Regions from separate parts of the Homo sapiens genome. Here all the other regions are linked to region 1. Evidence: read pairs that join two places in POLR2A ChIA-PET (ENCODE). Cell type or tissue: MCF 10A. All regions are shown on one strand.

The links. Peaks named below come from ENCODE experiments on the same cell type or tissue, not always from the same donor. Only the 100,000 strongest peaks of a DNase experiment are listed, where the experiment ranks them.
Region 2: POLR2A ChIA-PET joins it to region 1 with 5 read pairs; 2 of 35 experiments call an interaction of 5 or more read pairs at or near these places.
Region 3: POLR2A ChIA-PET joins it to region 1 with 6 read pairs; 2 of 35 experiments call an interaction of 5 or more read pairs at or near these places.

What each region holds. Positions count from the first base shown.
Region 1 is chr15:49,414,240-49,418,239 of GRCh38, forward strand. The region is part of intron 11 of FAM227B (family with sequence similarity 227 member B); the gene reads right to left. Among named protein-coding and RNA genes, the nearest start is that of FGF7, 7.0 kb to the right of the region's middle. In MCF 10A, no CTCF peak of the experiment used is centred here; a DNase peak (open chromatin) is centred at 1,622.
Region 2 is chr15:49,148,946-49,152,945 of GRCh38, forward strand. The region is part of intron 1 of COPS2 (COP9 signalosome subunit 2); the gene reads right to left. Among named protein-coding and RNA genes, the nearest start is that of COPS2, 4.7 kb to the right of the region's middle. In MCF 10A, no CTCF peak of the experiment used is centred here; no DNase peak of the experiment used is centred here.
Region 3 is chr15:49,203,137-49,207,136 of GRCh38, forward strand. The region is part of intron 2 of GALK2 (galactokinase 2); the gene reads left to right. Among named protein-coding and RNA genes, the nearest start is that of GALK2, 35 kb to the left of the region's middle. In MCF 10A, no CTCF peak of the experiment used is centred here; no DNase peak of the experiment used is centred here.

The sequences.
Region 1 (4,000 bases):
ATCTGATAATTGGTTACACAACTCTTGGGTTCCTCATGCAGACTGAATATATAAGAGAAAGAGATGGGGAGATAGGGAGAGAAGGTAGAGAGGGAGAGAATTTGTAAGGGGGATTTCTTCTCTGTTAGTCCACTTCTCTACCAAGAGGTGAAGTGTGTGGGGGGAGGGAGGGGGGAAATCTCCCTACACCCCAAACCAAGTGAGAGAGCCTAGTGTTTGGGGGATGTTGAGGATCATAGAGGGCATTGGAAACAGTAGTCTGCATATTGGAAAAAGAAAAGTAGAGTTTTATTTAGGAAAAATGGGGATGTTACTGATGACTTTGGGGCAGAGAAATAACATGGTTGCAATTATATTTTAGAAAGATTAATCTCATAACAACATTTAAAATGGATTGGAGATTGGGGAGAGAAGATACAAAGAGGTGGATTAGGAATAGAATTAATGTGAACTATAACAATAACTTGATCTAGGATGTGAAAGTGATAATTGATAGGAAGAAACAGGTGTAGAAGAAGTTGTGGTAGAATTGACATTTTTTGGAATTAATTAGAGGAATAAGGAGGACTCACTATGTTTGAATTAATATTAAAAACTATCGAGGGAAAAATATAAGTTGTAGCTGAGGATAGAAATAACGTTTAGCTTGAAGAGGAGCTTAAGCAGAAGTATAAACCTCCTTTCTCATGCATAAGTTATTGCGATAGCCACCAGTTTTACACAAATACAAATTTTTACTGAATACTTGGCTTTTCATGGATGTAGCTCTATAATTAAGGTGGTGGACTCCCTAACTTTCTTTTTCTTCTTTACTATCATAATTACTTTTACTCTGCCTCTTTTTCTCACTTTTGAACATGCTTTGAAAGCTAATGAATTGAAAATTAAGCCAGTTTTGCTACTAACACATTGATATCCAGGAAACATTTTTAAAAGAAAAATTGCTATTGCTAGTTTTACCCCTCATTTTGCTGCCTTGCTACATAGACAATTCATGTAGAACCAAATAATGACAATTTAGAGCTAACAATGTAATAACCTCAATTGCACAAGGTCTTTGTGTTTGTCATGATGTCCTTCTAGGGATGAAGCAAAATTCTCTCTGTGAGAACATTTTTCAACATTTAGAATGGCATGAAGCTGTCAAAACTAGGTACCAATGTAAAGCACTTACTCAAGGAAATTGATTGTTTCCTAAAGTTAAGCAGTAACTTAAGGGGAATCAAGACAATCTAGAATGAATTACATAATATGCTTTCATTATATAGAAATGTACAAGTGGAAAAAAAAACCCAAACTAGTAGCTCCAACTAGAGATTTTGCTCTAGGTCTAAAGTTGTATCACAATTCAGTAAATTCATAATATAATTTTAAGAACTTTAAATTTAGATTAGCATTTCAGATAACTTCTTACAAATATAAAATTAAAGCATAAATTTTTATAGACTCAGAGATACAAGAGTCAAGTAACTTTTGTAAACTGAGATATTTATATATTTGAGTCACCAGCACACCACAATTTTGAACATATGACTCATACTTTGTATCTTATATACAGTTAGTTTTAAAATGTTAGGGCATTATGCCAAGGGTAAGCACAAGTTTACATAATTGAGGATTTATAGGGACCTCAGGCTTGCTCAATTACTTTTGGGATTTTATGCCAGAGTTTAAACTACTGTCTTTGACCAGGCCCATCAAGTTTGGGTTGACGTGTCCATACTACAGCCTCCTTTTATATTAATACTTAGAATAAACTCAATCTCCTATTACCATGACCTACAAAGTTCATTATGATCTGGTCCCTGCCTACCTCTTCAGGTTCATTCACCTCTCACTACTTTTTCCATTTTTCATTCATATTAGCCTTCATTCAGTTCTTGGAACACACCAAGATCCACCCCACCCCCCACCCCCCACCAATCTACTTGTTTATGTTTGTTCTCTCACTGGAATGCATGCTCTGTTAGGGCAGAGGTCACTTCCAGAATATTCACCATTGTATCTCCAAAAGGCCAGAACAACATCTGGCACCGAGTATCTATTTGATAAATATTTGTTAGATGGATGAATCAAGGAAATAAGTAAGATTGGTTATATGGCATGACCCAGGGTTCAAGCTGATTTATGGAATGGGGTGGACAGAAGAAAAGAGGAAGATAAATTCATAGTGTAAGGACATCTCTGAGAATGTAGTAGAAATATGTCTTGGACAAAGATGCCCTCTCTCACCACTTCTATTCAGCATCGTATTTGAAGTCCGAGTCAGAACTATCAGGCAAGAGAAAGAAATAAAAGGCATCCAAATAGGAAGAGAAGAAGTCAAACTACCCTGTTTGCAGATGACATGATTTTCTATGTAGAAAATCGCATAGTCTCTGTCCAAAAGCTCTTTGAATTGATAAATAACTTTAGCAAAGTTTCAGGACACAACATCAATGTACAAAAATCACTAGCATTCTTATACACCAACAGTCAAGCTGAAAGCCAAATCAGGAACACAATCCCATCCACAATTGCCACACACACATAGACACACACACACACACACACACACACAAACACACAAATACCTAGGAATACAGCTAACCAGGGAGGTGAAAGATCTCCAAAATGAAAATTATAAAACATTGCTCAAAGAAATCAGAGATGACACAAATGCATGGAAAAAGATTCCATGTTCATGGATAGGAAGAATCAAGATCATTAAAATGGCCACACTGCCTAAAGCAATTTATACATTCAATGCTATTCCTATCAAACTACCAATGACATTCTTCACAGAACTAAAGAAAACTAGTTTAAAATTCATATGGAACCATAAAAGAGCCTGAAGATCCAAGGCAATCCTAGGCCAAAAGAACATAGCTGGTTGGGTGCAGTTGCTCACACCTGCAATCCCAGCATGTTGGGAAGCCCAGGTAGGCAGACTGCTTGAGGCCAGGAGTTTGAGACCAGCCTGGGCAACAAGGAAAAATCCTGTCTTTGCAAAAAATACAAAAAAATAGCCTGGTATGGTGATGCATGCCTGTAGTCCCAGCTACTCAGGAGGCGGGAGGATCACCTGAGCCCAGAAACTTGAGGCTGCAGTAAGCCATGATTATGCCACTGCGCTTCAGTCTGGGTGACTCTCTTAAAAAAATAATGACAAAGCTGGAGGCATCATGCTACCCGACTTCAAACTATACTATAAGGCTACAGTACTAAAACAGTATGGTACTGGTACAGAAAGAGACACATAGACCAATGGAACAGAATGAGCCCAGAAATAAGGCTGCACACCCACAACTATCTGATCGTTGACAAATCTCACAAAAACAAGCAATGAAGAAATAACTCCCTATTCAATAAACGGTGCTGGGATAACTGGCTAGTCATATGAAGCAGACTGAAGCTGGACCCCTTCCTTGCACCACGTACAAAAATAAACTAAAGATGGATTAAAGACTTAAATGTAAAACTTAAAACTATAAAAACCCTGGAAGATAACCTAGTAAATACCATTCTGGACATAGGAACTAGCAAAGATTTCATGACAAACATGCCAAAAGCAATTGCAACAAAAGCAAAAATTGACAAATGGGATCTAATTAAGCTAAAGAGCTCCTGCACAGCAAAGGAAATTATCAACAAAGTAAACAGACAACCTACAGAACAGGAGAAAATTTTTGCAAACAATGCATCTGACAAAGATTTAACATCCAACATCTATAAGGAGCTTAAACAAATTTATAAGCAAAACCAAACAGCCCCATTAAAAAGTGGGCAAAGGACATGAACAATTTTGAAAAGACATACATGTGTCTAAAAAACATATGAAAGAATGCTCAATACTGCTAATCATTAGAGAAATGCAAATAAAAAACACAGTGAGATACTATCTCAGATCAGTCAGAATGGCTATTACTAAAAAGTCAAAAAATAAACGCTGGCAAGCTTGCAGAGAAAAGGGAACACTTACACACTGCTGATAGGAGTGTAAATTAGTTCAACCATTATG
Region 2 (4,000 bases), 270 kb before region 1:
AACTGAATTAGTTACGTCAAATGAAAAAGAGATAATTTGTAAAAGTGTAAATGTTCTTTAACAGAAGAGAAAGTGAAATTTTAATTAGTATATAAAGAATGCTTTAAAAACAAATGAAGAGGTTAAGCAAATTATGAAAAATAATCAAGCACTTGTTTTACAAGAACAGTTGTAAAAGGGATTAAAAATAAAAAAACCCCCTAAAGTTCAATAATAGTTCCAACCTACTCATGTCCTGTTATTTCCCCCAAGCAATTTGTGATCCATCCACACAACCAAAATCTACTCTTTCTCAAACATGCCACACAATTTTAAATCTCTGCTTTGGCATAAACTGCTCTTTTTGCTAGAATTCTAAACCACTTTCCCTCCTAACAAACTTTCTGATTTTCTCCTAAGATACTCCCCTGCCCTAATACTGCTGGGAAATGTGTTCATCAACTCATCTTAGCATCACTCTTCTTAGCAAACTAAATTTTTTTTCTCAGTCATGCTTCCATATGACATGCATCTCTCTAACATAGAGCTTTGTATGTTAAAACAGTCCAAATTGTGAACTTCTCAGAAGCAGGAACTTTCTTATTCATCTGTGTATTCTGAGAGCCTGGGATATTACAAAACGCTTAGTGAGTGTTTGGTGAGTTAAAATAAAAGGTGGATAAACATTCCAAAATAACACAACACAGAGCAGCCAGGGTCAATTTTGACTATATCTGGAATGTCGCTACTGCTGAACAGGATCAGTTCCATAGCTCATTTACTTACTCTTGTATTTACCGCCAATAGAAGTCCTAAGAAATGTACTTTAGGAAAACAATACTCACCATTAACAATGCTTTCTGAGTCTTGTCTAACAGCTGTACCATATGTTGGCACACTAAGAGGTACATGGCAGTTGTTTCATTATCCTTAAAAACCAGACACGATTCAAATCCTAGGTAGCCATTTATGGTTTAGCTACTGATAAAGTTATCCATTTAAAAAAATTCACACAAGTTAATGGGTGCTGATTTGTTAACTATGGAGTAAATTAGAATTAAAAAACAAAACAAAACAAAAAAACTGTCTGCTGGGCACGGTGGCTCATGCCTGTAATCCCAGCACTTTGGGAGGCGGAGGCAGGTGGATCACCAGGAGTTCGAGACCAGCCTGACCAACATGGAGAAACCCTGTCTCTACTAAAATACAAAAAATTAGCCGGGCATGGTGGCGCATGCCTGTAATCCCAGCCACTTGGGAGGCTGAGGCATGAGAATCACGCCACTGCACTCCAGCCTGGGCAACAGAGTAAGACTCTATCTCAAAAAAAAAAAAAAATAAATAAAAATAAAAAAATAAATAAATAAATAAAACCATTGATAATTTATTTGCAGACATTTTTCTATATTTTTCCCACCTAACAAAATTGGGATAATATGGATTATACCGTCTTTGATATTTTTTGAACTTAACATTTATATTGAATACATGTTCGCTATGTACATAGCACTGGCAATCGACCATCATCTTTCTACTGATCTTTTTATTAAAAGGATGACAAATACGAGAGTCTGTAAGAGATCCTGTAGCTAAGACTCATTTACCTCCCCACTGCACACAAAAAAATAGACAAATAAGTAAAAATGTAGAGCATTAAAACTGCTATACCATAAAAAATAATGGCAACATGGGTGGAGCTGGAGGCCATTTTTCCTACCCAACTAATGCAGGAACAGAAAACCAAATACTGCATGTTCTCTGTTATAAGTGGGAACTAAATGATGAGAACTCATTAACACAAAGAAGGGAACAGACACTAGGGCCTGCTTGAGAGAGAAGGGTGGGAGGAGGGAGAGCAGCAGAAAAAATAACTATTGGATACTTGGCTTAGTACCTGGGTGATGAAATAATCTGTATAATAAACCCTTGTAATACGAACTTATCTATATAACTAACCTGCACATGTACCCTTGAACCTAAAAGTTAAAAAAAATAAATAAAACTGCTATATATTAAGACAAGAAGAACAATACTAGTAAACATTTATCCCCTAATCCCAACTATGAGCTTGACTAGGGGAATATAATGAGGCTCACAGCTGGTCATATGGTCATATATTTAACCAAGTGGAATTATTCTAACTTTTAGACAATGTTTTCCTTGTAATACATTTAAATAATTATATCCAAATATAGGCCAGGCGTGGTGGCTCACGTCTGTAATCTCAGCACTTTGGGAGGGCGAGGAAGGCCAATCACCAAAGGTCAGGAGTTTGAGACCAGCCTGGCCAACATGGTGAAACCCTGTCTCTACTAAAATATAAAAATTAGCCGGGCATGGTGGTGGGTGCCTGTGGTCCCAGCTATTCAGGAGGTTGAGGCAGGAGAATTGCTTGAACCCAGAAGGTGGAGGTTGCAGTGAGCCGAGATCATGCCACTGCACTCCAGCCTAGGCGAAAGAGCACAACTCTGTCTCAAAAAAAAAAAAAAAAATTATATTCAAATATATAATATCCTACATATAACAGGACTTACTAAAGACTAATTTTTGGAATAAAGTCAATTGGTCTTAAATTCTTTCTAAAAAGATTATTAGAAGTTTCACGGTAGAACGATTGGACTGCGGAATTAAAACAGTTAGCTTATCAATGGCCTTACCAACTTAATGAATGGCACTATGATTATTATTTAGTGTTACTGGATCAGCAAATAATCTATAAACCTGTAAAATTAGCATTGCATTAAATGTCATTTACTAGCACCATCACCTACCACAGATTACTATGTTTAGAAATGCCTGCTTCTGCCTCTAATGAAAATCAAACAGATCTTAGAACATACATGATCATGCATGTATGTTGAATTTCTTTTATATTCGTTTCTTTTTTTTTTTTTTTAAATAACAAGTTTGTTTTATTTTAGATTCTTCTTGGGCAGAAATCATTATTTACTTTCTTGGGTAAAAACAGTACAGTTTTAGAAACAGACTTAATTTTTCAGGTGGTATCCTAACTACCTATTTCTACCAGATTGGGGAAGAACAAAGTGATTTAGGGTGTTAAAATATATCATTGGACGACCAATAAAGATATGCTGAGTATCACTGTGGTCAGCAATACTCACTGCTCTTAGTTAACACTTTAACTAAAACGAGGTGATGATCAATTTTCCAAAAAACAATACATTTTTTATAAAAATAAATCTTGAGAAAACAAGTCAATTACGCACATTTTTTAAATACTAAGAAACATAAAAAAAAAAAAAGAAAATCCCAGACAAAATAACTATTTTAAAAAAAGAAAAACTCTTTTGGCAAAAGGTAAGCATGAAATGGTAACCTGCTTCATTAATCTTTTTTTTTTAAATATATGATTTAAGGAAATGAAAAACAAATTACTAAATAAGTTTTATGCCACCAAAAGTTTTAACTGTTAGTAAATTGATCATAAATAATTTTACAATTAGACACCTGATGAGAGACAGATGAGGGGAGGAAGAGCTATTTAATAGAACGCTAGGGAAAGAAAAACAAAAAACCCAACAGAAAACTCCAACATTTCATTTCATTATGTGGTAGTGCAAAATCTTACTTTAAGAAATAAAAAAGTTAAAACAAGGCTGGTTGTGGTGACTAACACCGGTAATCCCAGCACTTTGGAAGGCTGAGGAGGGCAGATCACTTGAGGTCAGGAGTTCAAGACCAGTCTGACCAACATGGTGAAACCCCGCCTCTAATAAAAACACAAAAAATTAGTCAGGTGTGGTGGCAGGCGCCTGTAATCTCAGCTACTAAGGAGGCTGAGGCAGGAGAATCGCTCGAACCTGGGAGGCGGAGGTTGCAGTGAGCTGAGATTGTGCCACTGCACTCCAGCCTGGGCAACAGAGTGAGACTCTGTTTCAAAAAAAAAAGTTAAAGCAATTATATATTCAACTTCATTTTACTGCTCATGTAGCGTAGGCCCTAAAAGGCTGGGAAAATATGACCAAGTTAAAACACTGTATGTTTAATAAAAAATCTTGCA
Region 3 (4,000 bases), 210 kb before region 1:
ACCTCCTGGGTTCGAGCAATTCTCCTGCCTCGGCCTCCCGAGTAGCTGGGACTACAGGCACGTGCCACCATGCCCAGGTAATTTTTGTATTGTTAGTAGAGATGGGGTTTCACCATGTTGGCCAGGATGGTCTTGAACTCCTGACCTCAGATGATCTGCCCACCTTGGCCTCCCAAAGTGCTGGGATTACAGGTGTGAGCCACCACACCGAGACCATTTGCCAATTTTTTAATTGGAATATTTGTTTTACTACTGTTGAGTTAAGTTTTTTATATATTCTGGAGATTAATTCCTTGTTCGGTGAATAGTTTACAAATATTTTATCCCTTTCAACAGGTTGTCTCTTCACTCTATTGGAAGGTTTCCTTTGCTGTGCAGAAGCTTTTTAGTTTGATATAATTTCATTTGTCTATTTTTGTTTCTTTGCCTGTGCTTTTATAGTCTTATTCATAAAATCTTTGCCTAGACCAATGTCTTGAAGTGTTTCCTTTATGTTTTCTTCTAGTAGTTTCATAGTTTCAGTTCTGATGTTTAAGTCTTTAATCCATTTTAAATTCATTTTTATAAATGGTGAGATATTGGGGCCTATTTTTATTCTTTTGCATATGGATATCTAGTTTTTCCATCACCATTTATTAAACAGATTGTCCTTTTCCCTATGAATGAAAGTAACTTTGTTGAAAATCATTTGGCCTTGGCCAGGCATGGTGGCTCACACTTGCAATCCCAGCACTTTAGGAAGCCGAGGAGGGTGGATCACTTGAGGTCAGGAGTTTGAAAGCAGCCTGGCCAACATCATGAAACCTCGTCTCTGCTAAAAATACAAAAATTAGCTGGGTGTGGTGGCACACACCTGTAATCCCAGCTACGCAGGGGGCTGAGGCACGAGAATCTCTTGAATCTGGGAGGCGGAGGCTGCAGTGAGCCGAGATCAAACCACTACTGCACTCCAGCAGGATTCTGTCTCAAAAAAAAAAAAAAAAAGAAAATCAGTTGGCTGTAAATACATGGATTTAGCTCTGGGTTCTCTATTCTGTTCTATTGGTCTGTATGTCTGTTTTTACGCCAAAACCATAGTATTACTGTAGCTTTGTAGTATATTTGAAGTCAGATAGTGTGATGCCTCCAGCTTTTCTTTTCTTCTTCTTCTTCTTCTTTTATTTTTTTTTTTGGCTCAGGATTGCTTTGGTTTTTTGGGGTCTTTTGTGATTCCATACAAATTTTAGAATTAATTTCTGTGAAGAATGTCATTGGTATCATACGAGGAATTGCATTGAATCTGTAGTAGTATGGTCATTTTAACAATATTAATTCTTCCAGTCCAAGAATGTGGGATGTCTTCCCACTTTTTTGTATCCTCTTCAATTTCTTTCATCAGTGTTTTATTGTTTTCATTGTACAGGTCTTTTATCACCTTGGTTAAATTTATTCCTAGATATTCATTTTTTTTAGCTATTTCAAATGGGATTGCTTGCTTGATTTCTTTTTCAGGTAGTCTGTTATTGGTGTATAGAAACACTAGTGATTTTAAAAATTTTTTCAAAGTACTTTTATTTATTATTTTAAAATCTTATTTTTCCATAAGTTATTGGGGTACAGGTGGTATTTGGTTACATGAATACATTTTTTAGTGGTGATTTGTGAGATTTTGGTGTACCCATCACCCAAGCAGCATACACTGCACTGTATTTGTAGTCTTCTATCCCGCGCTCCCCTCCCACTCTTCCTCACAAGTCCCCGATGTCCATTACCTAATTCTTATGCTTTTGCATCCTCATAGCTTAGCCCCCACATATCAGTGAGAACATACAATGTTTGGTTTTCCATTTCTGAGTTATTTAACTTAGAATAATAGTCTCCAGTCTCATCCAGGTCACTGCAAATACTGTTAATTCATTCCTTTTTATGGCTGCATAGTATTCCATTGTATATATACCACAGTTTCTTTATCTACTTGTTGATTGATGGGCATTTGGGTTGGTTCCGCGATTGGGTTGGTTCCATAATACCAATGACATATAGTGGCAATTGTGAATTGTGCCACTATAAACATGCGCGTGCACATATCTTTTTCAAATAATGACTTCTTTTCCTCTGAGTAGATACCCATTAGTGGGATTGCTGGATCAAATGGTAGTTCTACTTTTAGTTCTTTAAGGAATCTCCACACTGTTTTCCATAGCAGCTGTACTACTTTACATTCCCAACAGCAGTGTAGAAGTGTTCCCTGTTCACCACATCCACACCAACATCTACTCTTTTTTGATTTTTAGATTATGGCCATTCTTGCAGGAGTGAGGTGGTATCACATTGTGGTTTTGATTTGCATTTCCCTGATCATTAGTGATGTTGAGCATTTTTCCATATGTTTGTTGGCCATTTCTATATCTTCCTTTGAGAATTGTCTATTCGTGTCCTTAGCCCACTCTTTGAATGGGATGGTTTGTTTTTTTCTTACTGATTTGTTTGAGTTCATTGTAGATTCTGGACATTAGTCCTTTGTCAGATGTATAGACTGTGAAGATTTTCTCCAACTCTGTAGGTTGTCTTTTTACTCTGCTGACTGTTCCTTTTGCCATGCAAAAGCTCTTTAGTTTAATTAGGTCCCAGCTGTTTATCTTTGCTTTTATTGCATTTGCTTTTGGGTTCTTGGTCATGAAATCCTTGCCTAAGCCAATGTCTAGAAGGGTTTATCCAATGTTATCTGCTAGAATTTTTTTAGTTTCATATCTTAGGTTTAAGTCCTTAATCCATTTTGAGTTGATTTTTGTGTAAGGTGAGAGATGGGGATCCAGTTTCATTCTCCCACATGTGGCTAGCCAGTTATCCCCGCACAATTTGTTGAAAAGGGTGTCCTTTCCCTACTTTTTGATTTTGTTTGCTTTGTTGAAGATCAGTTGGCTATAAGTATTTGGGTTTATTTGTGCGTTCTCTATTTTGTTCCATTGGTCTACGTGCCTATTTTTATACTAGTACCACGCTGTTTTGGTTGACTATGGCCTAATGGTATAGTTTGAAATCAGGTAGTGTGGTGCCTCCAGATTTGTTTCTTTTTGCTTAGTCTTGTTTTTGCTATGCAGGCTCTTTTTTGGTTCCATATGAATTTTTATTTATTTATTTATTATTATTATACTTTTTTTAGGGTACATGTGCACAATGTGCAGGTTAGTTACATATGTATGGTTCCATATGAATTTTATAATTGTTTTTTCTAAGTCTGTGAAGAATGATGGTGGTATTTTGATGGGGACTGCATTGAATTTGTAGATTGCTTTTGGCAGTATGGTCATTTTCACAATATTGATTCTACCCATCCATGAGCATGGGATGTGTTTCCATTTGTTTGTGTTGTCTATGATTTCTTTCAGCAGTGTTTCGTAGTTTTCCTTGTAGAGGTCTTTTGACTCCTTTGTTAGGTATATTCCTGAGTATTTTATTTTATTTTTTATTTATTTATTTTTTGCAGCTATTGTAAAAGGGGTTGAGTTCTTCATTTGATTCTCTGGTCGCTGTTGGTATATAGAAGAGCTATATTTGTGTACATTAATCTTGTATCTGGAAACTTTGCTGAATTCTTTTATCAGTTCCAGGAGCTTTCTGAAGGAGTCCATAGGGTTTTCAAGGTAAACGATCGTATCATCAGCAAACAGTGACAATTTGAGTTCCTCTTTACCAATTTGAATGCCCTATATTTCTTTCTCTTGTCTGATTGCTCTGGCTAGGACCTCCAGTACCATGTTGAAAAGGAGTGGTGAGAGTGGGCATCTTAGTCTTGTCCCAGTTCTCAGAGGGAATGCTTTCAACTTTACCTCATTCAATATTATGTTGGCTGTGGGTCTGTCATAGATGGCTTTTATTACATTGAGGTATGTCCCTTTTATGTCAATTTTGCTGAGAGTCTTAATCATAAAGCTTGCTGGATTTTGTCGAATGCTTTTTCTGCATCTATTGAGATGATCATGTGATTTTTGTTTTCTATTCTGTTTATGTGGTGTATCAC